Linked DNA regions of Homo sapiens: region 2 is linked to region 1. The links are chromatin loops, found by intact Hi-C in ENCODE. Cell type or tissue: PC-3. All regions are shown on one strand. Links, peaks and the distances in the headings refer to the core of each region. The heading gives the core; the rest is flanking DNA.

The links. Peaks named below come from ENCODE experiments on the same cell type or tissue, not always from the same donor. Only the 100,000 strongest peaks of a DNase experiment are listed, where the experiment ranks them.
Region 2: it touches region 1 in a loop (5-fold over the local background); 4 of 110 quality-filtered maps call a loop at or near these places.

Annotation. Positions count from the first base shown.
Region 1 is chr6:35,746,690-35,761,852 of GRCh38, forward strand. It overlaps ARMC12 (armadillo repeat containing 12), which reads left to right. Exons shown (of 6, transcript NM_001286574.2): 4 at 572-745; 5 at 887-958; 6 at 1,849-2,390. The coding sequence ends at 2,181. Among named protein-coding and RNA genes, the nearest start is that of ARMC12, 17 kb to the left of the region's middle. RefSeq lists a silencer at 784-983 and an enhancer at 8,539-9,128. In PC-3, for the core only: CTCF peaks have their summits at 7,949 (motif pointing right), 8,207 and 10,966; a DNase peak (open chromatin) is centred at 8,372; H3K27ac peaks cover 368 bases; H3K27me3 peaks cover 448 bases.
Region 2 is chr6:35,948,256-35,963,418 of GRCh38, forward strand. SLC26A8 (solute carrier family 26 member 8) reads right to left here. Exons shown (of 20, transcript NM_052961.4): 12 at 14,271-14,366; 13 at 12,738-12,844; 14 at 12,588-12,657; 15 at 11,459-11,551; 16 at 11,205-11,336; 17 at 6,897-7,265; 18 at 3,190-3,244; 19 at 2,908-3,092. Among named protein-coding and RNA genes, the nearest start is that of SRPK1, 35 kb to the left of the region's middle. In PC-3, for the core only: a CTCF peak has its summit at 7,886 (motif pointing left); a DNase peak (open chromatin) is centred at 7,006; H3K4me3 peaks cover 656 bases; H3K27ac peaks cover 644 bases.

The DNA of each region.
Region 1 (15,163 bases), core at 6,830-14,829:
AAGGGTTGGAAAAGGAGTGTGAGAGAAAGAAAGGAGTTGATGCCAGCAGTTTTTGGCCCGAGCCACTGGAAGGAAAGTGTAACCCATAGCTGAGACAGGGAAAGCTATAGAAGGAGCAGGTCTGGGGATGGGGGAGCGTGTTAACTCTGAGAGCTCTATTAGACATTTGGGGAGAAAAGTGGAATTGGTAGCTGCATATATGAGTCTGGATTCAGGGGAGGGACAACATAGCTGGAGCTAGAGACATAAAGGGGAGAGTCACCAGCATGTGGATCGTATTTAACACTGTGAGTCTGGATGATACCGGTATGGGAGTGAGGTAGGTAGAAAAGAGGAGGTTGGGCAGAATAGCTAGGAAAGAAGTCTGTAAAAAAAAAAAAAAAAAAGCCAAATAAAGAATTTCAAGGCAGTGGGAGTGGGCAACTGGGTCAAATTATGTTGAGAGTTAGGGAGAATTGTCTATTGGGTTTGGCCCAGGGGACATCCATGGGGACAGTGAAGAGTAAAGTCAGATACTGGGATAGTGGTGATCACCTGTAAAAGTAAGCCCTTTTGTTCTCCCCCACTCCAGGAACACTCCATCAAAGTACTCGAACTGATCTCCACCATCTGGGACACGGAACTGCACATTGCGGGCCTCAGACTCCTCAACAACCTTCCACTGCCCGACTATGTGCATCCACAGCTGCGACGGGTGATGCCTGCCTTGATGGAGATCCTGCAGTCAGACTACATCCTGGCACAGGTGCCTGAGGACCATGGCCAAGGCCCTGCCTTGCTGACCAGCCCTAGCACAGTACTTAGAGGGAGGAGCAGAGGTTTATATCTTCCTTGCTGAGGCCCAGACTCACCTGCCTTCTCATGCTTTACTCTTTCCTTTATTCAGGTGCAAGCCGTACGACTGCTGAGCTACCTGGCACAGAAGAATGACCTTCTCTATGACATTCTCAACTGCCAGGTGAGAAAGAAATTGAAGAGGGGCTGATGAATGCCAACTCAGGTATAGGGGGAGGGAAGAATCATGGCATCTCCAGACAGATTTACCCCTGATGAATTGTTTTAGTATCTTCCTGCCTCTGCACTAAATGCACTGAAAATCATGCCTCTTCTGTTCCCCCCAGTAGAAGGAGACTCCATTTTATTGGGAGGGGGATCCCCCTTTGAGGCATTTCCTGAACTCTGAGAGTTAGGAACACAGGAGACAAAACAAAAGTTAATGTAGGTATTTTAATATTGGGGGGAAATTACTATGGCAAAGAGCATTATTAGGGATAGAAAAGGTTACTCTGTGATAATCAGTGGTTCAGTTCACCAGAACAGTAGGGCAACTCTAAACTTGTATGCACCTAATAACATAGTCTCAAAATATATACGACAAAAATTGAAAGGAGAAATTAACAAATATACCACTACAGTGGGAGATTTGGAATATTTTAACCATTCTTGCAGCAACTGATAGATTAAAAAGCCAAAATTAGTGAGGATATACTCTTAGTGAATAACACAAATAAGCTTGAGCCATTAGACATACTCAGAACAGTCTACAAGGATTAAATGCACAGTCCTCTCAAGCACACACACAATACTTAAGAAAATTAGTCACACACTAAGCCTTAAAATTTGTCTCAACAAAATTTCCAGAATGAATATTATCATATCACTCATGTTTTATGATCACAAGGCAATTAAATTAGAGGATAATAATAAAAGAAAAACTAAAAAATTACTATATACTCGAGTCTGAAATTTAGGTATATTTGGGAGTTTAGGCAATAGGAATATACAAGAACAAGAATTTTGTAACTTGCCTAGGAGTTTATTCCCATTCTTTCTCTATTCCCATCACAGGTTCACTCCAACTTCCTAAACCTGTTCCAGCCCACACAGTCAGGGAGTCTCCTGTATGAGGTACTGGTGTTTGCTGAGCGGCTGAGTGAGGGCCGGAACGCACCCCACTACCACGTGGTGAAATGGCATTACAACGAACAGTCCCTGCATGAATCCCTCTTTGGGGAAGAGTCCCGACTGGCAGACCGACTACTTGCCCTGGTCATCCACCCTGAGGAAGATGTTCAGATCCAGGCCTGCAAGGTCATTGTCAGCCTGCAGTATCCCCAGGACTTGAGAGCCCGGCCCTCCTCCTGCCAGCCCAGTCGTTCCTACTTTAAAAACACGGAATAAAATTAAGGAGAGCCAATAAATGAGTATAGGAGAGAAACTTGAAGTTTCTTGAAGCTCGAATGTCTGTTGGTGGCCTTCCAGGGCTGGGTGGAGATTTCATTCAGCATAACCTCTGCTCCAGAGTGTGGTACAGCATGGGCTTATCTCTCAAAACACATCCCCACTTCTATGTTTGGGGGACTAGCTCCCCTCTTCTCTTGCTGCTTTTCTTTCTTTTTTTTTTTTTGAGATGGAGTCTTGCTCTGTTGCCTAGGCTGGAGTGCAATGGCACAATCTTGGCTCACTGCAACCTGCGCCTCCCTGGTTCACGCCATTCTCTTGCCTCAGCCTCCCGAGTAGCTGGGACTACAGGCGCCCGCCACCACGCCCAGCTAATTTTTGTATTTTTAGTAGAGGTGGGGTTCGGCATGTTGGCCAGGCTGGCTCTTGCTGCTTTTCAAATCAATGTGGAGCCATTGCTTTCAGGGGGTTGGAAGAAGGCAGGCTTGGGGATTGAAGCCAAAGATAATCAACAGGACGCAGTATAGCATTAGATTAGTTAGGATGGGCCAGGCTATCCCACAGTAACAACACTCACACCTCAGTGGCTTAAACATGGCAAAGGGGGCCAGGCGCGGTGGCTCACGCCTGTAATCCTAGCACTTTGGGAGGCCGAGGCGGGCAGATCACGAGGTCAGGAGATCGAGACCATCCTGGCTAAAACGGTGAAATCCCGTCTCTACTAAAAATACAAAAAATTAGCCGGGCGTGGTAGCAGGCGCCTGTAGTCCCAGCTACTCAGGAGGCTGAGGCAGGAGAATGGCGTGAACCCAGGAGGCGGAGCTTGCAGTGAACCGAGATTGCGCCACTGCACTCCAGCCTGGGCGACAAAGCGAGACTCCGTCTCAAGAAAAAAAAAACATGGCAAATGTTAATTCTTGTTTACACTGCATGCCCATTGCAGATCAGCGGTGGGGGTGGAAGGGCAGGCCTCTACTCCACAACATCCTCACACAGAGACCCAGGTTGAGGGAGGCTTCCTCATTGTGTTTCTACAACTATTACAGAAGGACAGGGAATGTGGTAGTGATAAATGTCATCACTTCTGCTCACATCTCATTAGCCAAAGGGGATGAGGAAGATCATTCTTTCCACGTGTCCAAGGAAGAACTGTTGATCCTTGGTGACAGCATGAATGACAGAGATCTGCAGGCATACTGGGTCAGAAAGGGAGCTCTGGAATCAGAGTGCTCGCTTCCAGTCCCAGCTCTGTCACTTACTGTGTGACCTCAGGGGAGCAGTTAACCCTATTTGAGCTTCAGGCCCCTCATCTATAAAATGCATATAATAATAGTACTGATTTCATGACGCTGTTGGGAAAATGAAAGGGGGATTATATGAGTTAACGAACGTAAGCCACAGTGTTCTGCATGCATTCCTCAAAGATGGGCTCTGAGGAGCTATGAAATCATCACTGAGAAAGCCGGGCAGAGTGGCTCACGCCTGTAATCCCAGCACTTTGGGAGGCTGAGGCGGGAGGATCACCCGAGGTCGGGAGTTCGAGACCAGCCTGACCAACACGGAGAAACCCCGTCTCTACTAAAAATACAAAACTAGCCAGATGTGGTGGCGGGCACCTGTAATCCCAGCTACTTGGGAAGCTGAGGCAGGAGAATTGCTTGAACCCGGGAGGCAGAGGTTGCGGTGAGCTGAGATCACGCTATTGCACTCCAGCCTCAGAGACAGAGGTGCGAGACTCCATCTCAAAAAAAAAAAGAAATCATCACTGAGAAAACAAAAGATCATCACTGGGGAGGTCCTTGGAGAGTGTTGCCTCCAGCATTTCTCCAGTCTCTTCAGGTTATGGGCACTGGGGAGTCCTAGAGTCCTCTATGAAGCGTGCTGAAAAGTCATTGAAACTTAGCTTTGGAAACCAGAACAATGGTGTGAGTAATATAACACCATAACCATGAAGTTTCCAGAAACAAGAAGACTGTCAAACCAAATATGGTCATCCATTTTCCAATTCCCCATTCATTTGCGTTTCCCAGTTGTTCCTTCATTGTTTTTTTTGTTTTTTTGAGACGGAGTCTCGCTCTGTCGCCAGGCTGGAGTACAGTGGTACAATCTCAGCTCACTGCATCCTCTGCCTCCCGGGTTCAAGCAATTCTCCTGCCTCAGCCTCCCGAGTAGCTGGGACTACAGGAGCGCGCCACAACACCCAGCTAATTTTTTGTATTTTTTAGTAGAGAAGGGGTTTCACCATGTTGGCCAGGATGGTCTCGATCTCCTGACCTCGTGATCCCCCCACCTTGGCCTCCCAAAGTGCTAGGGTTACAGGTGTGAGCCACCACGCCCAGCCCTCATTCACTGTTTTATCTGTGAATCCTTGCTGGGAAACAGTAAGGATTGCTAACGGTTTAAGAAAATGCTACGGGAGAGAAACCTAATGTTGGAGCTATTCCCAGCCTGAGACTGCTCGATCTAGGACAAAGAACCTGGTCCAGCCACGGGCTCCCGGTGTTCTTCAGAAGCAGGATTTGAAAACTAGTCTCGTCCAGGACCAACCCTGGCATTTTCCTGAAAGGAAAACAAACCCAAAATGGAAAAGTGACTTGCTCAAGGTCACATGACTGGTCTAGGGCAGAAATAGGATTAGAACCTCCTACTACTGAGCTTTTCTTTTGCCCTCACATTCTTCGGTCCAAGCCCCGTAAGAGTGGGTCATGGATTCTAAGCCCAAACCTATGGAAACTGAGGAGGATCTTGATGCTTCTGGATTTTAGAGGCCAGTTTAGGACTGAAGTACTTAAAGGAAATCTGTCCCCACTTAATCCCTGGCCCAAGGTCATATCACTCAGGTGGAAGAGGGAGGGTGTTTCTTGATGAGGATGGGCTGATGAGAAAGAGCCAGAGCCTATAGAGAGGCCAACCCCGTCACTGTCTCCCAGAATGAGTGGGCAGTCACTACCAGATCTGAATCAGCATCCCTTGTTTCCCTCCTGAGTTCAGGCCTGAGGCTGCTCCTTCTTGCTGCTGAATACACTGCAGCCACCCCAGTGGAACTTGTCAAATGCCGACGTTTCCTTTCGACCAGCTCCATGTGTGCCCATGTCACCAACAAGGTGTTGGGCATCACTTTCAAATTCTCCTCCCCACCACATCCACCTAGTTCCCCCATTTCCACTGCTACTGCCCTGTCCTCCACATCAGGACTTGCCTACTTCTTTCTTTCTTTCTTTTTTTTTTTTTTTGAGACAGGGTCTCACTCTGTCTCCCAGGCTAAAGTGCAGTGGAGCAAACACAGCTCACTGCAGCCTCGACCTCCCAGGCTCACGTGGTCCTTCCACGTCAGCCTCCTTGGGTAGCTGGGACTACAGGAGTGTGCCACCGCGCCCAGCTAATCTTTTGTATTTTTTTTGTAAAGACGAGGTTTTGCATGTTTCCCAGGCTGGTCTCAAACTCCTGAGCTCAAGCAATCCACCTTCCTCAGCCTCCCAAAGTGTTGGGATTACAGGTGTGAGCCACCACACTGGGCCTGACTTTTCCTCCTCCTGGTTTCCATCCTCTCCAGCCCTACGCACTCCAGGCTAATTTTATAATCACACATGGCACCATTCTCAAAAACCTTCAGGGGCTCCCCATTGCCATGGTGAAATCTTTCTCGGCATCAAAGCAAAGTCACGTGATCTGACAGGTATAAATGTATTCTCAGCAAAAGGTTGAGTTTTGTCCTCAAAGATGTGGTCACTGGACCCCTTTTTTACATGACGAAACCAAATGAATTAGCTTTGCATTCAAGGCTCTTCACAGTGTGATCCTCTTGCCTGCCACAAGCCTACTGTGCCACATCTCTGCTCCAGCCAAACTGGAGCAAACTAGTCATTGCTGCCCTAATCATACCATGTGTACTCTTGCTCCAAACATGTTTTCTTTTTTTTTCTTTAAATTACTATTATAAAGAGAAGATGCCTCCAAACATTTTTTTTTTTTCCTTTTTTTGAGACGGAGTTTTGCTCGTTGCCCAGGTTGGAGTGCAAGGGCGCGATATCTCGGCTCACCGCAACCTCCACCTCCTGGGTTCAAGCGATTCTCCTGCCTCAGTCTCCCAAGTAGCTGGGATTACAGGCATGCGCCACCACCATGCCTGGCTAATTTTGTATTTTTAGTAGAGACGGGGTTTTTCCATGTTGCCCAGGATGGTCTCAAACTCCCGACCTCAGGTGATCTGCCCACCTCGGCCTCCAGAGTGCTGGGATTACAGGCATGAGCCACCGCACCTGGCTTACTTTTGATACAACTTTCCTGCTGCCTAGAATGCTAGAATGGCCTTCCCTCTTCTTCCAACTGGGTTGTGCCTTCTAGTGTCATCAAAGTTGACGTCCCACTGCAGCCTAGATCTTTTTTCAAGCATACTAGCCTCTGGTGCACCCTGCAGCACTTCTCATCTGAACCTCTCACTTGGCATTTGGCAAATTAAAGCTTGAATCTTATATACCTTGTTCTTTTATTCTTTTTTGCAGTAGGACATATGTTTTTTGTTCTTTGTGGTTTTTTTCTTTTGAGATGGAGTCTCACTCTGTCGCCTAGGCTGGAGTGCAGTGGCATGATCTTGGTTCACTGCAACCTCTGCATCCCCAGGTTCAGGAGATTCTCCTGCCTCAGCCTCCTGAGTAACTAGGATTATAGGTGCCCACCACCATGCCCAGCTAATTTTTTTTTTGAGACGGAGTCTTGCTCTATTGTCCAGGCTGGAGTGCAGTGGCACGATCTTGGCTCACTGCAACCTCTGCCTCCCAGGTTCAAGCGATTCTCCTGCCTCAGCCTCCCGAGTAGCTGGGATTATGGACACGCACCATCATGCCTGGCTAAATTTTGTATTTTTAGTAGAGACCAAGTTTCGCCATGTTGGCCAGGCTGGTCTCGAACTCCTGACCTCAAGCGATCTGCCTGCCTCGGCCTCACAAAGTGCTGGGTTTATAGGTTTGAGTCACTGTGCCTGGCCTGCCTGCAGTAGGACATATCTGACTGCTTACCAAAGCCTTGAAGAGCCGGGCGTGGTGGCTCATGCCCTGCACTTTGGGAGGCCGAGACGGGCGGATCACGAGTTCAGGAGATGGAGACCATCCTGGCTAACGTGGTGAAACCCCATCTCTACTAAAAATAAAATACAAAAAATTAGCTGGATGTGGTGGCGGGCGCCTATAGTCCCAAGCTACTCGGGAGGCTGAGGCAGGAGAATGGTGTGAACCCAGTAGGCAGAGCTTGCAGTGAGCGGAGATCGCGCCACTGCATGCCAGCCTGGGCGACAGAGCCAGACACCATCTCAAAAAAAACAAAAACAGAAACAAAAACAAAAAAAACCTTGAAGGAAGAGCCTGCTCAGGGCAGGCACATGATAATGGCAATTGGCTGATGGTAATGAAAGGAATTGGCAGTGGGAAGATCAGATGGGAGTGGTGTATTATCTGCTGCCATGTAACAAATTATGAGAAAACTTGTGTATCAGCTTGGGTCTGATCAAGAGAGAAACCTCACAGTAATTTAACAGGAAATTTTAATATGATTATTAAAACAGGGGATTGGAGTAACAAAGAATTGTTTAGTAAGGAGTTATGAGAACCCTATGGAATAATGAATAGCTGACATGAGGAGCAGCCCCTACCTCCCAAGATACAGCACCCAAGAAAGAGATACCCTCTCCCCACCCAGGGCTGAGATCCAGACCTTGTTGAGTAGAGCACAGCCCACAGCTCACTAGGTGGCAGAAAAGTCACTGTACTGTCATGCCAGTGGAACTTGCCAGAAATATGCCCTCTAGGATGCCAGGGAAAGCTCTTTCCCAAGGAGGTGTGGAACCAGAGACTTTCGACTACAGAACTAACTGAGTGGGGTGTGCAGGGGAAGCTGCTTCCCACTGGGTGCTGCTGGCCTTCATGTGCTGTGGGAGGCGGCACTGGAGTACCTGTGGGTGCTGCAGGAGCCTGATGCGGCAGAAGCCACATGCACGCAGGTGGTATGTGAGGCAGAAGTTGGAGGTATTCTGCTTACACTACAGCCCAAGGTGGACAGTGCCAGGAGAAGCTGCTAGCCACTGGGTGTTGCTGGTTACTCTGGGAACTGGGCACTGAAAGCTGTTTGCAGAGCAGGAGCCTGTCAATCAAGCACACTAGAACCAGGAAGCAAAAACCTCTTCCTCCCAAAATGTCTCTCCAGCTCCCTTCCTCTTAGTCATTTAAATATCAATAAACATATGTTACTTCTCACAGGAATTTGAGAGCATCTTGACTGGGTGGTTCTGGCTCAGTCAAGCTGTGGTTACAGTCACGCTTTTGCCAAGGACTGTTGTTATTTGAAGGCTTGACTGGGGCTGGAGGATCCCCTTCCAAGACAGCGCACTTATGGGACTGACAAGTTGGTGCCAGCTGTTGGCAGGAGGCCTCAGTCTTTCTACACGTGGGCATCTCCACAGGGGTGTTTGAGAGTCTTCATGACATAGCAGCTGGCTTCCCTTATAGTAAATCGTCCAGGAGAGAACAGAGCAGACGCTGCAATGCCTTTTCTGACCTCACCTCAGAAGTCATACACTGTCACTTCTGCCACATTCTATTCATTAGAAGTCAGTCTAGCCCCCATTCAAAGGAAGGCAGTTAGGCTCTACCTATTAAAGGGAAGAATATCAAGGAATGTGTGAGCATTTAAAAACCACTACAGGGACACTGTCAACAAAGACTAATTGGACACCTACTGTGTGCTCAGCAGCTAGATGCATCTGTATCCCCACAGAGACAATCCCTGCCAAGAAGAAGAGAAATTTTATAACCAGTAGTTGACACTCCATCCTTTCCCTCTGTCTTTTTTTCCAGCTGTTTAGCTTGTTTTCTCAACTACAGGCCTCTTTGACCCTCAGGCAATTCTATTTACAAAGAAACATCTCTTCTCATCTTCTCATTTAATTCTAAGGTTTCAGAGAAGAGGAGTGGCTTGAATTGGATCTCCAGAGAGGAGAGAGAAGAGCTCTCCAGGTTGGGATAGTTGGACTTTACAGGAAGGGAAACCAATCAGAGTTTCCCTCTGATGGGATTGTGATGGGGTAGGGTGCTGGTAGATGATTTTGGCCAGGCAGATGGCCAGTTACTTCTCTAACTGATTACCTGAAGGAGATGTATGAGAGACAGACACAAAGGGAACTCCAGCCCCACTGCATGGCTTCCAGTAGGACCTCAACACAGGGTTCTCAAGCAAAACTTGGCTGGAGTCCCCAGGTGTGTCTTAAAACTTAAAGCAGGGGCCGGGTACCTGTAATCCCAGTGCTTTGGGAGGACAGGCAGGGGGATCACTTGAGGCCAGGAGTTCCAGACCAACCTGGGCAACATAGCAAGACCCCCATTTCTTTTCTTTTCTTTTTTTTTTTGAGAAGGAGTTTCACTCTTGTTGCCCAGCCTGGAGTGCAACAGCGCGATCTGGGCTCACCGCAACCTCCGCCTCTCGTGTTCAAGCAATTCTCTTGTGTCTCAGCCTCCTGAGTAGCTGGGATTACAAGCGCCCACCACTACGCCTGGCTAATTTTTGGTATTTTTAGTAGAGACGGGGGTTTCACCATGTTGGCCAGGCTGGTCTCGAACCCCTGACCTGACCTCAGGTGATCCACCTGCCTTGGCCTCCCAAAGTGTTGGGATTACAGGCGTGAGCCACCATGCAAGACCCCCATTTCTTTTTTTGTTTTTTGTTTTTTGTTTTGAGACGGAGTCTCACTCTGTCACCCAGGCTGGAGTGGCACGATCTCGGCTCACTGCAAGCTCTGCCTCCCTGATTTCACGCCATTCTCCTGCCTCAGCCTCCGAGTAGCTGGCACTACAGGCGCCCGCCACAATGCCCAGCTAATTTTTTGTATTTTTAGTAGAGACGGGGTTTCACTGTATTAGCCAGGATGGTCTCGATCTCCTGACCTTGTGATCCGCCCACCTTGGGCTCCCAAAGTGCTGGGATTACAGGCATGAGCCACCACGCCCGGCCGAGATTGGTTTCATTTTTATGAAACAGGAATTTTTTTTATCATCATCAAATACAACCTTTATACATCTCTGATAATAATAAATGGCAAATGTGGTAGGCAGCCTTCTAAAACTATCCCAGTGACCCCCACTTCTTAAATATGTCCTGTTTAATTTGCTGCCCTTGAATCTGAGCTGGACCTAGTAATTTGCTTCTAATCTAGAATATGGCAAAGTGAGAGCATGTTCCTTTTTTCTTTTTTTTTTGAGATGGAGTCTCGCTCTGTCGACCAGGCTGAAGTGCAGTGGCACAATCTCAGCTCACTGCAACCTCCGCCTCCGAGGTTCAAGCAATTCTCCTGCCTCAGCCTCCCAAGTAGCTGGGATTACAGGTGCCTGCCACCATGCCCAGCTAATTTTTTTAAATTTTTAATAGAGACGAGGTTTTGCTATGTTGGCCAGGCTGGTCTCGAACTTCTGATCTCTGGTGATCCGCCTGCATCGGCCTCCCAAAGTGTTGGGATTACAGGCGTGAGCCACTGCGCCCGGGCCGCATGTTACTTTTGAAATTAAATTACAAAAGACTGTGATTCCTCTTGTTCCCATTCTCTCTTGCCCTTTCACATGCTCATGCTGATAAAGGCAGCTGCCAAGTTGTGAGCTTCCTTGTAGACAGGCCTACATGGTAAGGAACCCGGGAAGGACCCAGGCCAACAGACTCTGCAGAGCCAAAGTTGTCAATCCAACAGCTTGTAAGGACCCAAAACCTGCCAACAACCTCTCGAATAAGCCTGGAAGCAAATGCACCCCCCAGTGGAAACTGAAGATGACTGCAACCGCAGCCAGTGTGAGAAACTCAGAGCCAGACTACATGGCTAAGCTGTGATAGATTCCTGACACACAGAAACCATGAGATAAAAAATAATGAGTTAAGCCACTGATATGGTTTGGCTGTGTGTCCCCACCCAAACCTCCTGTCGAACTGTAATTCCCAATGTTGGGGGAGGGACCTGGTGGGAGGTGATTGGATCATGGGGGCAGATCCCCGCTTGCTGTTCTCATGAAAGTGACTGAGTTCTCAATGAGATCCGATGGTTTAAAAGTGTGCGACACTTCCCCCTCTGCTCTCTCTGCCATGGTAAGATGCGCCTGCTTCCCCTTTGCCTTCCGCCATGATTGTAAGTTTCCTGATGCCTCAGCCATGCTTCCTGTACAGGCTGTGGAAGTGTGAATCGACAAACCTCTTTTCTTCATAAATTACCATCTCAGGTAGTTCTTTATAGCAGTGTGAGAACAGACTAATACAGCCACTAAACTTTGGGGGAATTCGTTTATGCAAGAAGGTAATCAATACAACAGGTGATTGTTCCAAGGGTCCAGGCACTGGGTCAGTTCTCTTCTTCCACTCAAGGATGGGAAGAAGAATACTCAATGCTACATTCCAGTGTGAGCCTTTAATGACTGTGACTCCTCCCCACAAGTAACTATGGCCATCTGTGTGTCCTGGAACATGACATGGATTCCTTTGAGAGAAGCAGGAAGGGCATGGAGGGAGCTTCCCCCTCTACAACACCTGCTCCCCCTGAGCCCAAGAATAAACCAAAACCCCAGCCTGGGAGGCCCCCTTTCCTCTCCAATGTCTTCCTTTCCTCAAAATCCCCTTATTGCCCCCGAGTTGCTCAGTCATTGCCACCTTAGAATGTTCTTTCCCATGAGCTGGGCCAAGGAGTCCTACAGTCAAAACTAAGTGATGGCCAGGGACAGTGGCTCATGCCTGTAATCCCAGCACTTTGGGAGGCTGAGGTGGGCAGATTGCTTGAGCTCAGGAGTTTGAGAATAGCCTGGAAACATGGCAAAACCCCACCTCTACCAAAAAAAAAAAAAAAAGAAAAAAGAGAGAAAAATTAGCCAGGCATGATGGCACACGCCTGTAATCCCAGCTACTAGGGAGGCTGAGGTAGGAGGATGGGTTGAGCCAGGAGGTCGAGGCTGCGGTAAGCCATGATTGTGCCACTGCACTCTAGCTGGGGAGACAGAGTGAGATTCTGTCACAAACAAACAAACAAACAAACAAACAAAGTGATGCCTACTTTGGCCGGGCGTTGTGGCTCACGTCTGTAATCCCAGCACTTTGGGAGGCCGAGGCGGGCAGATAACTTGAGGTCAGGAGTTCAAGACCAGCCCGGCCAACATGGGGAAACCCCATCTCTACTAAAAATACAAAAATTAGCCAGGCATGATGGCGCGCATTTGTAGTCCCAGCTACTTGGGGGGCTGAGGCAGGAGAATCACTTGAGCCCAGAGGTTGCAGTGAGCTGAGATCGTTCCACTGCACTCCAGCCTGGGTGACAGAGTGAAACTGTGTCTCAAAAAAAAGCCCAAAAATAAACAACAAAAAAAAGTTTATGTATTTTTTGAGATGCAGTGAGAAGAGGAAATGAAGACAGAGAGAAAGAGAGCTGAGTTCCTGAAGTGGGATTAAATCTCCTGATGTTTCCTTGTTTCTACAGAGAGCACCAGAAGGTCCAGACTATCAGGACAAGCATGAGAATCACAGCTGCTTCTAAGGGAGTGAGCTGATTCCTAAAATTTGACCCATGGGTGGAATCTGGGGGAAGATTCCCCAAGGCCGAAGATACTCCAGGCCACATCACTGGAAAGTGGGGAGGAGGCACTGTGTAATGTATCCTGTCTGCTAACACTGGAAACCATCAAAGCTAACTGCTGAGCATCAGTGACATCCTCTCAGGACACGGTTGGCAAATTTTTGTTGTTTGTAAGAGCTGGAAATGTGGGCCACTGTGTCTGGTACAGCCCTGTCAGTAGGGGTGAGGCAGGATGACAAAGGGAATCTAACTCTTACTGTGGAATCTCTCCATTCGCATATCACCCTGGATACTTGTATTCTGGGGGATGTTGGAGTCAAATATGAGTCTAGGAGACAAAGAGGCCATGGAATAGAGATTTTGTAGTTAAGGAGCATAGAGACAGGACTCTTAGGCATAGGTGGGAGTGTAACTTGTGGAATTAGAAGGCACGCTCCATGCTACCTGTATTAGTTCATTTTCACATTGTTATAAAGAACTACCTGAGACTTATTTATTTATTTATTTATTTATTTATTTGACAGAGTCTTGCTCTGTTGCCAGGCTGGAGTGCAGTGACACGATCTTGGCTCACTGCAACTTCCACCTCCTGGGTACGCTCCTCAGCCTCCCGAGTAGCTGGGACCACAGGCGCCCGCCACCATGTCTGGCTAATTTTTTTGCATTTTAGTAGAGACGGGGTTTCACCATGTTGGCCAGGATGGTCTTGATCTCCTGACCTCATGATCCACCCGTCTCGACCTCCCAAAGTGCTGGGATTACAGGCGTGAGCCACCACGCCCAGCCGAGACTGAGTAATTTATAAAGAAAAGAGGTTTAATTGACTCACAGTTCTGCATGGCTGGGGAGGCCTTGGGAAACTTAGAATCATAACGGAAGGTAAAAGAGAAGTGAGCACCTCCTTCACAAGGCGGCAGGAGAGAGAGAGCGAGGGGGATGTGCTACACTTTTAAACCATCGGATCTCGTGAGAACTCACTCAATAGCACCAGAACAGCATGGGGGAACCTGTCCCCATGATCCAATCACCTCCTACCAGGTCCCTCTTTTGACACGTGGGGATTACAATTTGAGATGAGATTTGAGGGGGGACACAGAGCCATACCATATCACTACCCAAAGCAATCTACAGATTCCATGCAATTATCAAAATACCACTGACACTCTTCACAGAAATAGAAAAACCCTAACATTTGCATAGAATCACAAAAGACCCCGAATAACCAAAGTGTCCTGAGCAAAAAGAACAAAATTGAAGGTATCACATTACCAGACTTCAAAATATACTACAAAGCCATAGTAACAGCATAGTACTGGCATAAAAACAGACATGTAAACCAATGGAACCAAATAGAGACACCAGAAATTAATTCATGTATCTACAGCCAACTGTTTTGTTTTTGAGACAGGGTCTCACTCTGTCACCTAGGCTGGAGTGCAGTGGTGCAATTATGGCTCACTGCAGCCTCAAACTCCTGGGATCAAGCGATCCTCCTGCCTTAGTCCCAAGTAGTAGTATCTACAGGTGTGACCACCATGCTTGGCTAATTTTTTTTTTTTTAATGGAGGTAGGGTCTCACTATGTTGCCCAGCTGGTCTCAAGCTCCTGAGCTCAAGCGATCCTCTTGCCTTAGCCTCCCAAACTGCTGGGATTATAGGTGTGAGCCACTGCACCTGGCCAGCCAATTGGTTTTTGATAAAGGTGCCAAGAACACTCATTGAGGAAAGGACCATCTCTTCAATAGATGGTGCTGAGAAAACTGGATATTCAAATGTAGAAGAATGAAACCCCCACCTTTCATCCTATATAAAAATCAACTTAGGTCAGGCACGATGGCTCATGCCTGTAATCCCAGCACTTTGGGAGGCCGAGGCGGACGGAGCACCTGAGGTTGGGAGTTTGAGACCAGCCTGACCAACATGCAGAAACCCTGTCTCTACTAAAAATATGAAATTAGCCAGGTATGGTGGCACATGCCTGTAATCCCAGCTACTCAGGAGGCTGAGGCAGGAGAATCACTTGAACCCAGGAGGCAGAGGTTACGGTGAGCTGAGATCGCACCATTGCACTCTAGCCTGGGCAACAAGAGTGAAACTCCGTCTCAAAAAAGAAAAAAAAAAAAATCAACTCAAAATGGATCAAAGATCTAAATGGAAGACCTGAAACTATAAAACAACTAGAAGAAAACATAGGGGAAACACTTCAGGACATTGGTCTGGGAAAATATTTTATGAATAAGACCTCAAAAGAACAGGAAACAGAAGGGAAAATAAACAAGTGGGATTAAATAAAACAGGTCAGGCACAGTGGTTCACACCTGTAATCCCAGCACTTTGGGAGACCGAGGCAGGCAGACCATGAGGTCACGAGTTCGAGACCAGCCTGACCAACATGGTGAAACCC
Region 2 (15,163 bases), core at 4,562-12,561, 200 kb after region 1:
AACCAAATGTTAAAGTGTATTATACAGCAATACTAATAAAAACAGTGTGATGGCTAGGCACGATGGCTCACATCTGTAATCCCAGCATTTTGGGAGGCTAAGGTGGGCAGATCACCTGAGGTCAGGAGTTCGAGACCAGCCTGGGCAACATGGTGAAACCTCGTCTCAAATAAAAATACAAAAATAAGCCAGGTGTGGTGGCGCATGCCTGTAAGCCCAGCTACTCAGGACGCTGAGGCAGGACAATCACGTGAACCTGGGAGGCGGAGGTTGCAGTGAGCCGAGATTGTGCCACTGCACTCCAGACTGGGCGACAAAGTGAGACTCTGTCTCAAAAAACAAAAACAAAAACAAAAAACACTGTGATACTGAAGCTATACAGAAAAATGACATCCACAACTAAACTAGAAATACACTTTAGTTTTCATAAGAATATAATATTTTATGAAAATAACATATCAGTAGGGGAAAGAAGGCTTATTCAATAGATGGTTGGATGGTGGTATGATTTGCATGAGTGGCTTCCAAAATCCATCCACATTGTGGTGGTATTAAGAGGTGAGGCCTTTGGGGAGTGATTAAGTCATAAGGGCTCTGCCCTTGTGAATGGATTAGTGCCTTATAAAAGGGCTGGAGGGCTAGCATAAACCCTTTTGTCCTTCCACCTTCTGCCATGTGGGGATGCTGCTGAGAGAAGATGGAAGAAGCCCTCAGCAGACACTGAAACTGCCAGGACCTTGATCTTGGACTTCTCGCATTCAGAACTGTGAGAAATAAATATCTATTATTTACAAATTACCCAGTCTCAGATATTTTGTTATAGTAGCACTAATGAACTAAGATAGATGGCATATAGCCCAAAATAGTTAGCTACATAGATAAAAAATAAAGATTAAGCCTGAGTGCAGTGGCTCATGCCTGTAATCCCAGCACTTTGGGAGGCTGGGGCGGGTAGATCATGAGGTCAGGAGTTCAAGACCAGCCTGGCCTACATAGTGAAACCCTGTCTCTACTAAAAATATAAAAATTATCCAGGTGTGGTGGCGGGCGCCTGTAGTCCCAGCTACCTGGAAGGCTGAGGCAGGAGAATCGCTTGAACCCAGGAGGCAGAGGTTGCAGTGAGCCGAGACCATGCCATTGCACTCCAGCCTGGGTGACAGAATGAGACTGTCTCAAAAATAAAAAAAAAATAAAGATTACCCTTCAATACCTGTATACTGAAATACATTCTATTTACATTAAAGAGTATAACATATAAAAAATAAAAACATAAAAATCTAGAAAATGTGTCTTATTTACCTTCTAAGAGGGAATGACTTTCTAAATAAAAAGTAAATATAATAAGAAAAGGAAACATTAATAGATATGACTAAATATGTAAAAACAAATATATCGAGTATCATAATTATAAATTAAAAAATAGAGAAACTTCCATTTATAGTAAAAGCAGACTGCATAATTCAAACCAATTAGTTAGTCATTACTAATTATTAACTACTAGTTAACTAGTTGTTTTTTTATTAACTACCAGTTAACTAGTTGTGTGTGTGTGTGTTTTTTTGTTTTTTTTTTTAGAGTCTCACTCCGTCGCCCAGTCTGGAGTGCAGTGGCGCGATCTCGGCTCACTGCAACCTCTGCCTCCTGGGTTCAAGCGATTCTCCTGCCTCAGCCTCCCAAGTAGCTGGGACTACAGGCGCGTGCCACCACGCCCGGCTAATTTTTTTGTATTTTTAGTAGAGATGGGGTTTCACCAGGATGGTCTCGATCTCCTGACCTAGTGATTCGCCTGCCTTGGCCTCCCAAAGTGCTGGGATTACAGGCGTGAGCCATCTCGCCCGCCCGTTGTACGGTCTTAACTGTTTCAGATGTGGTGTCTCATTTCATCAACTAGGCTTTGTTTAATAATGATTTCTAGTCATTAGATAATATTAGATAATATTTTAGTGCCCATCTGTTTTAATTTCCTTTTTTTGTTTTTGGAAACCTTTAACCTACACAGGTACTGATTTGAAAATGCTAAAGTAGGCCCAGGTCTCAGTATTTTTTTTTTTTTAGACAGAGTCTCACTCTGTCGCCCAGGCTGGAGTGCAGTGGCGTGATCTCAGCTCACTGCAACCTCTGCCTCCCGGGTTCAAGCAATTCTGCCTCAGCCTCCCAAGCAACTGGGACTACAGGTGCCCGCCACCATGCCTGGCTAATTTTTGTAGTTCTAGTAGAGAAGGAGTTTCACCATGTTGGCTAGGATGGTCTCGAACTCCTGATCTCATGATCTACCTGCCTCGGCCTCCCAAGGTGCTAGGATTACAGGCGTGAGCCATCGCACTCAGCCAGGTCTCAGTATTAATAAAAGGCTGAAAATTCAGACTTATATATTATTCTCCTTTGCATTTGGTCAGCTTGAGTAAATCTCATACCACAACAATGTAAAGGTAATAAAGCTGAGGTATTAGACAAGATTATAGATCTGAATCTCTGCTAGTTCATTAGTATTATTATTCATCCCAAGAGTGGGTGGGGTGGGGAGGAATTCTAAAGGTATAGCTAGGGGAGACATTTAGAATATTTAGCAACTGGTAATAGACACTAACCAAGAATGCTGTAGAAGGATCCTTGAGGTCTGTGCTGGGTTGGGCAAACCCTCTCTTCAGTTAGGGAAATTTCTTGAATGGAACCCTGATGCCATGACAGTGAGGGCACTTGGCTGCTCAGATCCACTGCTATTTACCAAGTGGTAAGGGTGCATTTCAACATCCCAGATTCTGGTACAGCCATACTAAATACCTTTCCTGGACATTATTCCTCTATCTGATCAGGAATCCTGACTCCCAGCCCCCAACCACCCCTCACCCATCCCCCCACTGCCCTCAATCCCTTCCCCCAACCTCATGCTTTGTCGGTTTGTCTGACCTTGTCTGTTTCTGAGTAGGTTTCCCGTATCACTGTCTCGGATTCATCGATGCTTAACTCAGAGGAGCCTATGACCTTCCTTGACAAGGCAAACAGCACGGCGTCGTGAACGCTGAGGAACAGCTGGGTCTTGGTGATGCCAGCGTCAAAGAAATCATTCCTCTCAAATGCCCTGACTATGGAAGCTAAAAACCAAACCCAGAACACACACAATGTCAGATACTTGGGGAGCAGAGGACCCAGGGTGCAAAACAGCCCTCTCATAGGGTGAAGGATACTCACAGTGACACCCTGCAATGAGTATCAAAATGTTGGCGTTTTGAAAGGCATTGCATATCTGTGGGGGGAGAGAAAACCAGTATCAGAAGGCTTTATACTTGCTAGGAAAGGCCTTCTAATTAGCTAAGTTTTTGTCTTGTTTTGTTTTGGTTTTTTGTGACAGAGTCTCACTCTGTCACCCAGATGGAGTGCAGTGGCATGATCTCGGCTCACTGCAACCTCCGCCTCCCAGGTTCAAGTGATTTGTCCACCTCAGCCTCCCAAGTAGCTGAGACTACAGGTGCATACCACACGCCTGGCTAATTTTTGTATTTTTAATAGAGACAGGGTTTCACCATATTGGCCAGGCTGGTCTCAAACTCCTGACTTCGTGATCTGCCTGCCTCGACGTCCCAAAATGCTGGGATTACAGGCGTGGGCCACTGCACCCAGCCAATTAGCCGAGTTTTAAAACCCCTTTGGCCCTTCACTTGTCTGGGGGTATATGTACCTTGCATCCCAATTCAGCTCTACAAACATTTGATGAGTGGAGTTCTCTATGCCGGAAAACATCTACAGTGCTGGGAATGCAAAAGAGAATCAGACCGTGTCATGTGAGGGTGGGGAGCAGGAGGGAGAGCTGCCCATAGTCTCAAGGGGATAAACAGTATATATCAAGACAGGACGTCTGCAGGAGGAAAGCCCTAGCATAGAGACAGGCACAGGTGTGAGGCAAACACTCTGGAGAATCATCTCAAACAACCATATTTTGGCATGATGGCCTAGTGTTTGCATGAGACCCCCACTTCCCCCTGGAGTTTACTGAGCAGAGGAAGCAAGATGTGGCTCAGAGACGCTCAAGTGATGCAGTAGGGAACGGAATTCAGAAACCCTGAGGGTCACATTCAGAGCTGCCTTGCAAAGTTGCATTTGATTTTAGTAAAACATCAGATGTTTACTATCAGATAAGTAAACATCAGCTACTGTCCTCAAGTTTGCTTCAGCCAATATATACACTGTGGGGCAATAAATCTTGAAGTTCACTTCAAAGCAAATCAATATCGACTTTAATACTTAAGACTAAGTAGACACCAACCCTGAGCACTAAGTTAAAGTGTCAAAAGAAACGAACTCTGCTTCTTTCACTACCAAGAGGAAATGAAGTCATTCTTGATCATATGGCAAATCACAAAGTCATTTGGCAAAGGGCCACAACAGACTCTAAATGACAAGTGCTGGAAAAGGAAAGTCCCATGAATTAGGAAGAAGTTTAATCTGAGTGGCTGTCTCCAATAAGAATGGACTGATGGGTAGGCTGAGCGCGGTGGCTCATGCCTGTAATCCCAGCACTTTGGGAGGCTGAGGCAAGCAGATCACGAGGTCAGAAGTTCGAGACAAGCCTGGCCAATATGGTGAAACCCCGTCTCTACTAAAAATACAAAAATTATGCGGGTGTGGTGGTGTGCGCCTGTAGTCCCAGCTACTCAGGAGACTGAGGCAGAAGAATCACTTGAACCCGGGAGGTGGAGATTGCAGTGAGCCGAGATCATGCCACTGCACTCCAGCCTGGGCGACACAGCAAGATGCTGTCTCAAAAAAAAAAAAAAAAAAAAAAAATGGACTGATGGATTTTTCTTAGGTTCCAGTTTTCAATTATAAAGTAAATAGAATGATTTCTTCCAATAAGGAGGCAGTATACACAACTACAAAGGAAATGAAGAAACCTGTATTTTTAGAGTGCAAAAGTACACCATGAATCTCTGAAGGCTGAAAGTGAAAGGCGTCTGACATTGTCTCCATGTTGGGGATGGAACAGAAAGTCATCAACATGGGCCAGGTGTGGGTGGGTGCTGCCAAGGACCAGAACATATGGTGCCTCTACAAAAAGAGGAGGAGCAAGGGAGACAATGGCACAACTATACCATGGAACAGAGAGAAAGTATGATATAAAGTCAGATACTTAAAAGTTTCAATGCTGGACAGGCCACTTATGAGCTGTGAGCCTCAGACTCTTAGGGGAAAGTATGGCCTGTCTCTCAAGGCAGTTGTGAAAATTACATGAGATAGTGTATATACATGTGCCCAGCTCAGTCTGGCACGTAGTAGACACTCAGCAACGTGGGCTGAATAAAATCTAAAGTAACAACTACAGCCCAGGACCAGGAGGGGAGAACATAGCCCAGTAGAATAAGATGGAAAAGCCCAAATAACAACAGATTTTCAAAGTATAATTGAGTCAGAAAGTGGTGTTGAAAAATAAAAGGATCTCATGGATGGGAAAGCTCTTAATCTCTTCCAAACCTCTCATTTTGTAGATTAGGAAACGGAGACCCAGTTCAATTTAGTAACTTGCCTCGGGTCAGAAGGACAGTGAGCCAAGACAGAGCATACATCCCAGACTGCAAACCAGAGTTCTTTCTGCTATGAAAAGCTTCCTTTTGCCCCAGACCAAAGAGAAGCTGGACTCACTTAAGAGGCAGTCGTATTCCCTTAGGAGTAAGAAAATATGACAAAATAGGTTCTGAGGATAAAAGAAGGAAAACCATCCAAAGGCACAAATCTCAAAAGAGGTGTGCAAATCTCAAAAGAAGCACTCAAACACCATGAGTGTTCAGGATGTTCAAACCTGAGCCATCACCAAGAGGGAGACAGAGTGCTGTAAACTGGGATAAGCTGGCTAAAAAGGAATATTATACTTATGAGGCATTAAACAATGACATCAATATGGTTAGCTGTGCACTTAAACTGTCTGTACCATATAGGAGGAAGACAAAAGAGAACTGTTAGAGAAACCCAAGAGTAGAAAAGAAGTCAGGACCCGGGGACACAGCTTTTGAAGGGAAAATCATCCTTGTCCTTTTCACCTGATGATGTGTCAGTGAGGAAGGAAGTGGGGAAGACCCTGCAGGTACTGGACAGCCAGCCCCAAGTTTGAGGTGTCATTTCATCCCAACGTCTTCAAACTGGAGTACAAGACAGCCCAGTGCCTTTTACAGTGCTGGCTCAGATCAGCTGAACTGTGGAGAATTCCTGGTGAGCTGCTTTTTTTCTGAAGCATTCAGACCTATTCCTTGAAGAGATTTGCAGCTGACTCCCAGGATGTTCTGGGAGTTACTGGGCGTGGCACAGATTGCTGTTTCAGTGAAGTTCAGAGTGTCCTGTTTTTCATTTCTTGAGAAATAATAATGTTTTATGCTTACCAAACCAACCGCAGCTCAATACATCAGAATTGGTTCATTTTAGGCTGGGCATGGTGGCTCACGCCTGTAATCCCAGAGCTTTGGTAGGCCGAGGTGCGCGGATCACTTGAGGTTAGCAGTTTGAGACCAACCTGGCCAACATGGTGAAACCCCGTCTCTACCAAAAATACAAAAATTAGCAGGGCGTAGTGACACATGCCTGTAGTTCCAGCTATTCAGGAGGCTGAGGCAGGAGAATCTCTTGAACCTGGGAGGTGGAGGTTGCAGTGAGCCAAGATTGTGCCACTGCACTCCAGCCTGGGCAACAGAGTGAGGCTCCATCTCAAAAAAGAAAAAAGAAAAAAGAATTGGTTCATTCTCTTTTTATTTTGATTGACCTTATATTGTACTGCCTTTGGTGTCCAAGGCTCTGGTGGCCTAGCAGTCTCATAGCAGCTGATCAGTGACTAACAGAATTCAATCAGGATCAGGGTGGGGTTGGGATGGTAGGAGGGGGATCAGAGCTCCTGCCAAGGCCTCCTCAGTACTTACCTGTCTTAATACGACTAACCCCCGTGAATCCACGTAGTGTACCATGGAGAAATCCAGGATGATGGTGTGGACACTGGGCAGTAGAGACGCATCTGAGTAAGGGATGAGTGATCTCCTCCCCTGGCTTTCCGCCACATCAGGCAGTCCTGGTGAGCTGTTTCTTGATGAGTTATTAGGAAGCCAAACTTCCTCCACCTCCTCATACTGTTGCCCTTGATTTTTCTGAGACACGGACGATACTGTGTATGGCACTTGGTCTTCGGATGCAGTTTGGCTTGTGTTCATGCTCTCAAAATGTGAGCAGTGAATCAGGTTAATGGAGGATGCTTCGGGATCCAGTTTATTTTCAAATCGCTCTGTGTAAAGAATCTGGGACGACAGAGTTAAGGGAGGGCTGTGGTAAGACACCAACAAGGGCCGGAAGGACTTGCAACGATGCTATTTCTTGTCTCTGCCAGCTCATGTCCCTCTCTCATGAAACTTCTCCCGAGAGTAGGTACTGTGCATTTTTTACTTGGATATCTGTCACTTCAAGCTCACAACTGAAGCCCCCACAGTCATCTTTCCTCATCTTCACCACCCACGACACCCCCCTCCCAACTTCTGATGTTCATCACTGTCCCAGTGAGCCAGACTTAAAACATCTTTTACTCCTTTTCCTCATGCTTGGGTCCTAGTTAGTCTCCAGTGCCTACTAATACTTTGTGTGAAGTATTTTTTTCCCATCAGTCCCTTGTCTCAGCACCCTCTTCCTTCATCAGTGCAACAGTCTCCTTTCAGACTTCCTTAAGACAAAAAGCACTTGAAGGCTGGGTGCAGTGGCTCATGCCTATAATTCTAGCACTTTGGAAGGTCAAAGCAGGTGGATCCCTTGAGCTCAGCAGTTTGAAACCAGCCTGGGCAACATGGCAAAAATCTGTCTCTACAAAAAATACAAAACAATAAAAAATAAATAAGAATAAAAATAGCTGGGCGTGTCAGTGAGCCTGTAGCCCCACCTACTGGGGAGGCTGAGGTGGGAGGATTGCTTGAGCCTGGGAGATGAAGGTTGCAGTGAGCCAAGATTGCACCAGTGCACACTCCAGCCTGGGTGACACAGTGAGACCCTGTCGTGCCCCCCTGCCCCCTCCCCAAAAAAAGCTGGCACACGCCTATTGTCCCAGGTACTCAGGAGGCTGAGGTGAGAGGATCGCTTGAAGCTGGGAGGTTGAGGCTGCAGTGAGCTGTGACCACACCACCACACTCCAGATTGAGCAACAGAGCAAGACCTTATGTCCAAAAAAAAAAAAAAAAAAAAAATTACATGAGCAAGGCTGTCTTTACCACTGCTGTCAACCTCCTAAAGGCCCAGACTGCCTGCTATAGCTTAAGGACAGTAACAAGGACCAGGAACACAATGATGTGCAGGATGCAAATGTGGACTCTGCATTTACAGGAACCAGACTCTACCTGGCAGTGTGCACACGTTCATTGAAGGGATAAGTAAGGCCAGGCATGGTGGCTCACACCTGTAATCCCAGAACTTTGGGAGGCTGAGGTGGGTGGATCATCTGAGGTCAGGAGTTCGAGACCAGCCTGACCAACATGGCGAAATTCCATCTCTACTAAAAATACAAAGTTAGCCAGGTGTGGTGGTGCATGCCTGTAATCCCAGCTACTTAGGAGGCTGAGGCAGGAGAATCGCTTGAACCCAGAAGGCAGAAGTTGCAGGGAGTTGAAATTGTGCCATTGCACTCCAGCCTGGGCAATAAGAGCAAAACTCCATCTCAAAAGAAAAAAAAAAAAACAAAAGCTGGGGGTGTGCCTCACGCCTGTAATCCTAGCACTGTGGGAGGCCGAGACAGGCAGATCACCTGAGGTTGGGAGTTCAAGACCAGCCTGACCAACATGGAGAAACCACGTCTCTACTAAAAATACAAAATTAGCCAGACAGGGTGGTAAATGCCTGTAATCTCAGCTACTCGGGAGGCTGAGGCAGGAAAATTGCTTGAACCCAGGAAGCAGAGTTTGTGGTGAGCCAAGGTCGCACCATCCCACTCCAGCCCCGGTAACAAGAGTGAAACTCCGTCTCAAAATAAAAAGGATAAGTAAGAATATATATGGATGAGAACTATAAAGCACAAGGAATAATGAGAAGAATTCCTTTGCTAGAGTGGTGTAATTCTGGGTGATGTTTCTATTTTTTTTTTTAATGTTATTCTAACAATGTTGCTTGTGAAATAAATTTTAAAAATTTAAAGCTAAAAACAATATGAGGTAGTATATATTGTATAGCAGAAAAGAAAAGAAAAGTGGTGTGGATAGATGATAATGCTGCAGTTTGCAGTTCAAAGGAGAGAGCTGTTCCCAAGGCTTGAGGTCACTGGGGCCAGGCATTTGGGGAACAGGCCAGGGTTGGCTCAGTGGCAGGGAGATGTGAGCTCCTCTAGGCAGAGGGAATTCTCTGAGAGCCACCTTTTTTTTTTTTTTTTTGAGATGGAGTTTTGCTCTTGTTGCCCAGGCTAGAGTGCAGTGGCACAGATTCTGGCTCACTGAACTTCCGCCTCCTGGGTTCAAGCGATTCTCCTGCCTCAGCCTCCCGAGTAGCTGGGATTACAGGCATGAGCCACTATGCTGGGCTAATTTTGTATTTTTAGTAGAGACAGGGTTTCACCATGTTGGCCAGGCTAGTTTCGAACTCCTGACCCCAGGTGATCCGCCTGCCTCGGCCTCCCAAAGTTTTGGGATTACGGGCGTAAGCCACTGCGCCTGGCCATCCGAGATCCTTCTTTTCTCTCCTCCATCTACTCTACGTTCTTATCTTTCTTACAATCCCCTCATGTGTTATCTGCCTGACCTTACTTCCCAGGCTAAGCCTCTATCCTAAGAGCCCCACGTTTATTTCTACCTTGGTGTCTTTGTCGAAGCCTGTCCATGGACTGGGAATCCTCTTTTTTCCTACCCAACTTCAATCTAAAATTCTCTCATAAATTTCCCAGCACAGGCTGATGCTACCACAAAGTTTTTCTGACTTTTGAGCTCATGCCAATCTCCCCTTACTTGATGTCTTAAGAGCTGTTAGAATCTAGCTGGGTGTGGTGGCTCACGCCTGTAATCCCAGCACTTTGGGAGGCTAAGGCAGGTGGATCACCTGAGGTCTTGAGTTCGAGACCAGCCTGACCAATATGGTGAAACCCCGATCTCTACTAAAAATACAAAATTAGCCAGGCATGGTGGCATGTACCTGTAATCCCAGCTACTTGGGGCTGTTAGAATCTAAACATACAATTTAAAAGACAGCTATATGCTATATTGCATGATTCACTATGCTATTTTGTCAATCTTAAGATATACCACTATTATGAAAGAAAAAAACAAGCCAGGTATGGTGCTCACCCCTGTAATCCCAGCACTTTGGGAGACTGAGGCAGGTGGATTGCCTGAGGTCAGGAGTTCGAGACTAGCCTGGCCAACATGGTGAAACCCCTTCTCAGTAGCTCAGTGGAACCTATGCTCCATTAGAATGTATGGGAACAAGAGTGGATGCTCAGGGTTTTGCAAGCACCTGCATGGCGGGTGGAGGCATTTGTGTGTGTGTGTTGCGGGGGAGGATGTAAATCTTTGTGTATAGAGAGAGCTGCCCCTCCAGAGTGAGTGCTGTAGACTAGGTGATTGCCGAAAGACCCAAAAGCTAGAAATGAGCAATCCTGCTCTGGGGGAAGGGACTACTTAGATCAAGTCCAGTTTGGAAATAATGAACACTTTGTAATTCTCATCAGTAAAAATAACCTCCAAATGCTGTAAAATTCCCATCTGAAATAGCGGCCTGTGCTCATCCTCCCCGCTCCTTTCCCCCATCTCCCATCATCATTTTCTTGGCCATAGGAAGACATCAGGAGACCCTGGCAGATCCTTGAGAAGCCCAGCAACCTTGACCTTGCCCTAGTTGGAATCAGAAAACAATCTTTAAGTCACTTATTTTCAGAAATCTAAAGCTTGGCCGCTAAGAGCCAGGGAAATAGGTGCAACTACAGAATTACAGTCTCAACAGGCAAACTGTTCTCTGGTCACTGTTCAACCAGTAGAAGTCAGAACACTTCCCACCTACTTTCTTGTGAAAACCTGAACCTCAAGGGGGAATCTTGTGCCTTTTTTTTTTCAGTCAAGCCTCCAAGGTGAGAGGAACCTTGTATCTTAATTTCTGAATTCTTCATGGTCCATCTAAAAGTCAAAATCCCTTAGAGGTTTTGATTTTTTTTTTAAGAAATGACTAGTGTACTTGTTTATAAAATATGGAGAAAAACATAGGAAAGAAAAGGCATTTCTAACCCTGGGCAGCGGCTCCAGATCATCACAGTTGCAGAAACACCTGCAAATCTTTCCTCCTTGTAGATTGGTGTCACTTGAATTAAACAAGCTGAAAATTTCTTCTTCTTTAAGAGGCACCTTTACCATATCAACCTGAAAGACATGAGAGGTCTCATCCAGAGGAAGAATGGTGGAACAGAAGGTGAAAGAGTGGGAGAGAGATGCCAGTGGCGGGGAGTGGGCAGGTTGAGAAAGGCGGGCAGGAGGGCAGATACCTCTTTTAACAGCTTATGCTTTAGGTAGTAAACATTTACAAATGTAATTGAGCTGCAGCACTGGAAGATTTTCACCCCAGGAATGGTGATGATCTGCAAGACAAAATGTGAAGTTGAGGGAAATTTCTCAGTTATTTTATGGAATAAGAATAATATATCCTTAGAAGCTCCTAGAGAGTCTGTATTCTTCTTTTTTATTTTTTTATTTTTTTTGAGACAGAGTCTCACTCTGTTGCCCAGGCTGGAGTGCAATGGCGCGATCTTGGCTCACTGCAACCTCCGCCTCTCGGGTTCAAGCAATTCTCCTGCCTCAGCCTCTTGAGTAGCTGGGATTACAGGCACCTGCCATCACGCCCTGCTAATTTTTGTATTTTTAGTAGATACGGGGTTTCACCATGTTGGCCACGCTGGTCTCAAATGCCTGGCCTCCCAAAGTGCTGGAATTACAGGTGTGAGCCAACACACCCAGCCTGTATTCTTCTTTATTAGAGACAAGAACTAGAAAATTATTTCCTCCCATTTTCACCCTCTGCTTTTCCTGCTGTCTTCTTTCTCCCTTCATTTCCTTTTTCTTGGCCAAACTCTCCTTAAAGTACATTTACAAATGATCTTTAACTGGCTGCAATACTATAAGAATTTAGCTACTTAAGAACCCGTCTTGGCTGGGTGTGTTGAGTCATGCCTGTAATCCTAGCACTCTAGAAGGCTGAGGCAAGCAGATTGACTGAGCTCAGGAGTCCAAGACCAGCCTGGGCAACATGGTGAGACCCTGTCTTTACTAAAATACAAAAAATTAGCCAGGTATGATGGGGCACGCCTGTAATCCCAGCTACTGGGGAGGCTGAGGCAGGAGAATTGCTTGAACCTGGCAGGTGGAGGTTGCAGTAAGCCAAGATCAAGCCACTGCACTGTACTGTCCAGCTTGGGTGACAGAGCAAGACTCTGTCTCCAAAAAAAAAAATAAAAACAAAGAACCCATCTCTACCAGTGTACATCACATCCCCCTCCTTTGTAAATGTGTATCTGCAGTGCAGGAAACAATGGCAAGGGATTTTGTAGAAAAACTAAGCATGAGGTGGGGCCCACTCTATCCCTTAGGCAGAGAAATGGGACCCATTTGGATTCTTACCTCCCGATAATCATTGATGCTTCTATAAATGTTGGTGTTAGGGATTTGACCCAGGAGAAGAATCTTAGCTCTGAAAGGAAATGCACTTGCCTTTAGGTCAGAGTTGGCTTACCTTGCCTTGTTAACCTCCTATTACCTGAGACAAAGTACCTGTGTGAACGAACAGTGGTGATGAAGAAAGCAGAAACTACTGAGATAATTAGTCCAATGTCCAGTCCCAGGAAAATTGAAGATGAGAATGTCATCATCCAAAGAGCCTTATGGAAAAGGGAATGAGGGGAAAATGATCATGAAAACAAGTTCAACTGAGAAAATGATCAGTCCTGTTTCTCAACTCACCTTCACCCTCTCCCTTACTACACCTGGGCTTTAGGGAAATATTCCATAGCCACATGGACTGGTGCCATGACAAACAATGGGGCCCTCCAGGATGCCTAGCAATTCTTTTATGCATCCCTGGTCGCCTCTGTCTTCAAATCTCTCTCAAAACTTCAATTTCCTCATGTGCAAAATAGTAATAATGTCTACCTTATAGGCTTTGTTGAGATTAGGAATACCATTTGCAAAGCCAACTAGAATACTCACCAAATGGTAGTTGCTATTTTAAGATGTATAAGAGTTGTTGCAAATCTTTACCATCCTTTTCAGGCCCCTACCCCAGCACCTTCTCCATTACTTCATCTTCACAGAAGAAAAGTCAGCTGAAATTCCTTAAATATATATTTTCCTCACCACCTGCCACTTGTCAGTGTCTATACTCAATGTTTCCTCATTCTCTTCCGTCCCTTTGGAAGTGTTATGCCTCCTCCTGGAATAGAAACTATCTGTGCAGTGGACCCGTCCCCTCTTAGCTCCTCAGGGATCTGGCTCCAAAAGTTATCCCCTTTCATATTTCTTTGCCTCTCCTGGGTCCTCCTCTCATCACATTCTATCCTCCACCTTTTATTTCTTGCTGTTTCCCCTTTCTGACCTCCGGTTTTGTGCTCCAGAGAGGAGTGTGCTCCAGCAGTTATTCTGCCTGACAAGACACCACCTTCCCTTATTGGGATTGGAGACTCCTATCCTGAAATGTATTTACATTAACTGGATTAAAAGTCATTCAAGGCTGGGTGCAGTGGCTCACGCCTGTAATCCCAGCACTTTGGGAGGCTGAGGCACGTGGATCACAAGGTTAGGAGTTTGAGACCAGCCTGGTCAATATAGTGAAACCCTGTCTCTACTAAAAATACAAAAATTAGCCGGGCATGGTGGTGGGCTCCTGCAGTCCCAGCTACTCGGGAGGCTGAGGCAGGAGAATCACTTGAACCCGGGAGGCGGAGGTTGCAGTGGGCTGAGATCACGCCACTGCACTCCAGCCTGGGCAACAGAGTGAGACTCCGTCTCAAAAAAAAAAAAAAAAAGTTATCCAAATATGCGATGAATGACAAACCCTTTTTGCTAGATTTGGATGTAACTGTAGCCACTTAATCCTTTTCATTTAATTTTGCATAGTTGGAATGAGGTCTTCGTGTTTTCATGTACCAACAACCTTGACTCTCCTTTTTAAAGCAAAACTGGAGTACTAGGCATCAAAGAGTTGTTTGTGTTCTTTAGGTCCATGGCAGATCTCTTTTGTTTGTTCTTTCTCCCTCTCTCCAACCTCCCTCTGCCCTCCCCTTCCTCAGCCAGGGCATCTACACTCACACAGTCATATTGGTCCTGCCTCCACAGGCTGGGTAGGTTAGAAATGGTTTCAAGGTAGGGAATGACGTTGCTCAGAATAATACCAGCCAGCACAGCCTGTGGGGAAAAGATAAATCATGGTTCATTTTCCCTTTGGGGTGTAAAACTCACAAATCCCCACCAAGGAATCACAAAAAGTTAGCCTTGCCACTTTGAGATATTTTGCATTGATATTTTATATGAATACCATGTCTATGTTCCAACTCATTGTCCAATCAAATAAATTTTCTCTACGTTTCTCTTTTCTCTTCCTTTCTGAGGCAGGGTCTCGCTCTTGCCCAGGCTGGAGTACTGTGGCGTGCTATCATAGCTCATTGCAGCCTTGAACTCCTGGGCTCAAGACGTCCTCCCCACTCAGCCTCCCAAGTAGCTGGGACTACGTGCCATCACTCACGGCTAATTTTGTCTCTACATTTTTCTTTGCCCTCCTCCTTAATTTGCCAAAAACACAAGGCAAGGTCAGGCCAACGTCAAGGCCTGACTGATTCAGCCAGGAAAGCTGACAATAGCCCCTTTTAGATTCAGGTAGTTCATTACTCACATAGACAGTGAGAGGAAGAGTAACTTGAGGAAAGTGAAAATCACCTCCTTACCATTGAGCAGGCCCCGGAGACAAAAACTTCTTATCTGAGCAATTTAAAAGGGAGCAAAGACCACCTGATGACCATCTGACAGGCCATCCGGAGGCAAAACTCCTTATCTAGGAATTTAGAAGTAAACAAACTTCCCTAATATCTCAAACTGGCATGTGATTCCAGGCCTCTTTCAACTTTTATAAGTAACAAAATTTTCTATACATCTCTGGAATGCTGTGCTGAAACTCGTTTTACAACCCTAAGCTCCCGCCTTAAGGT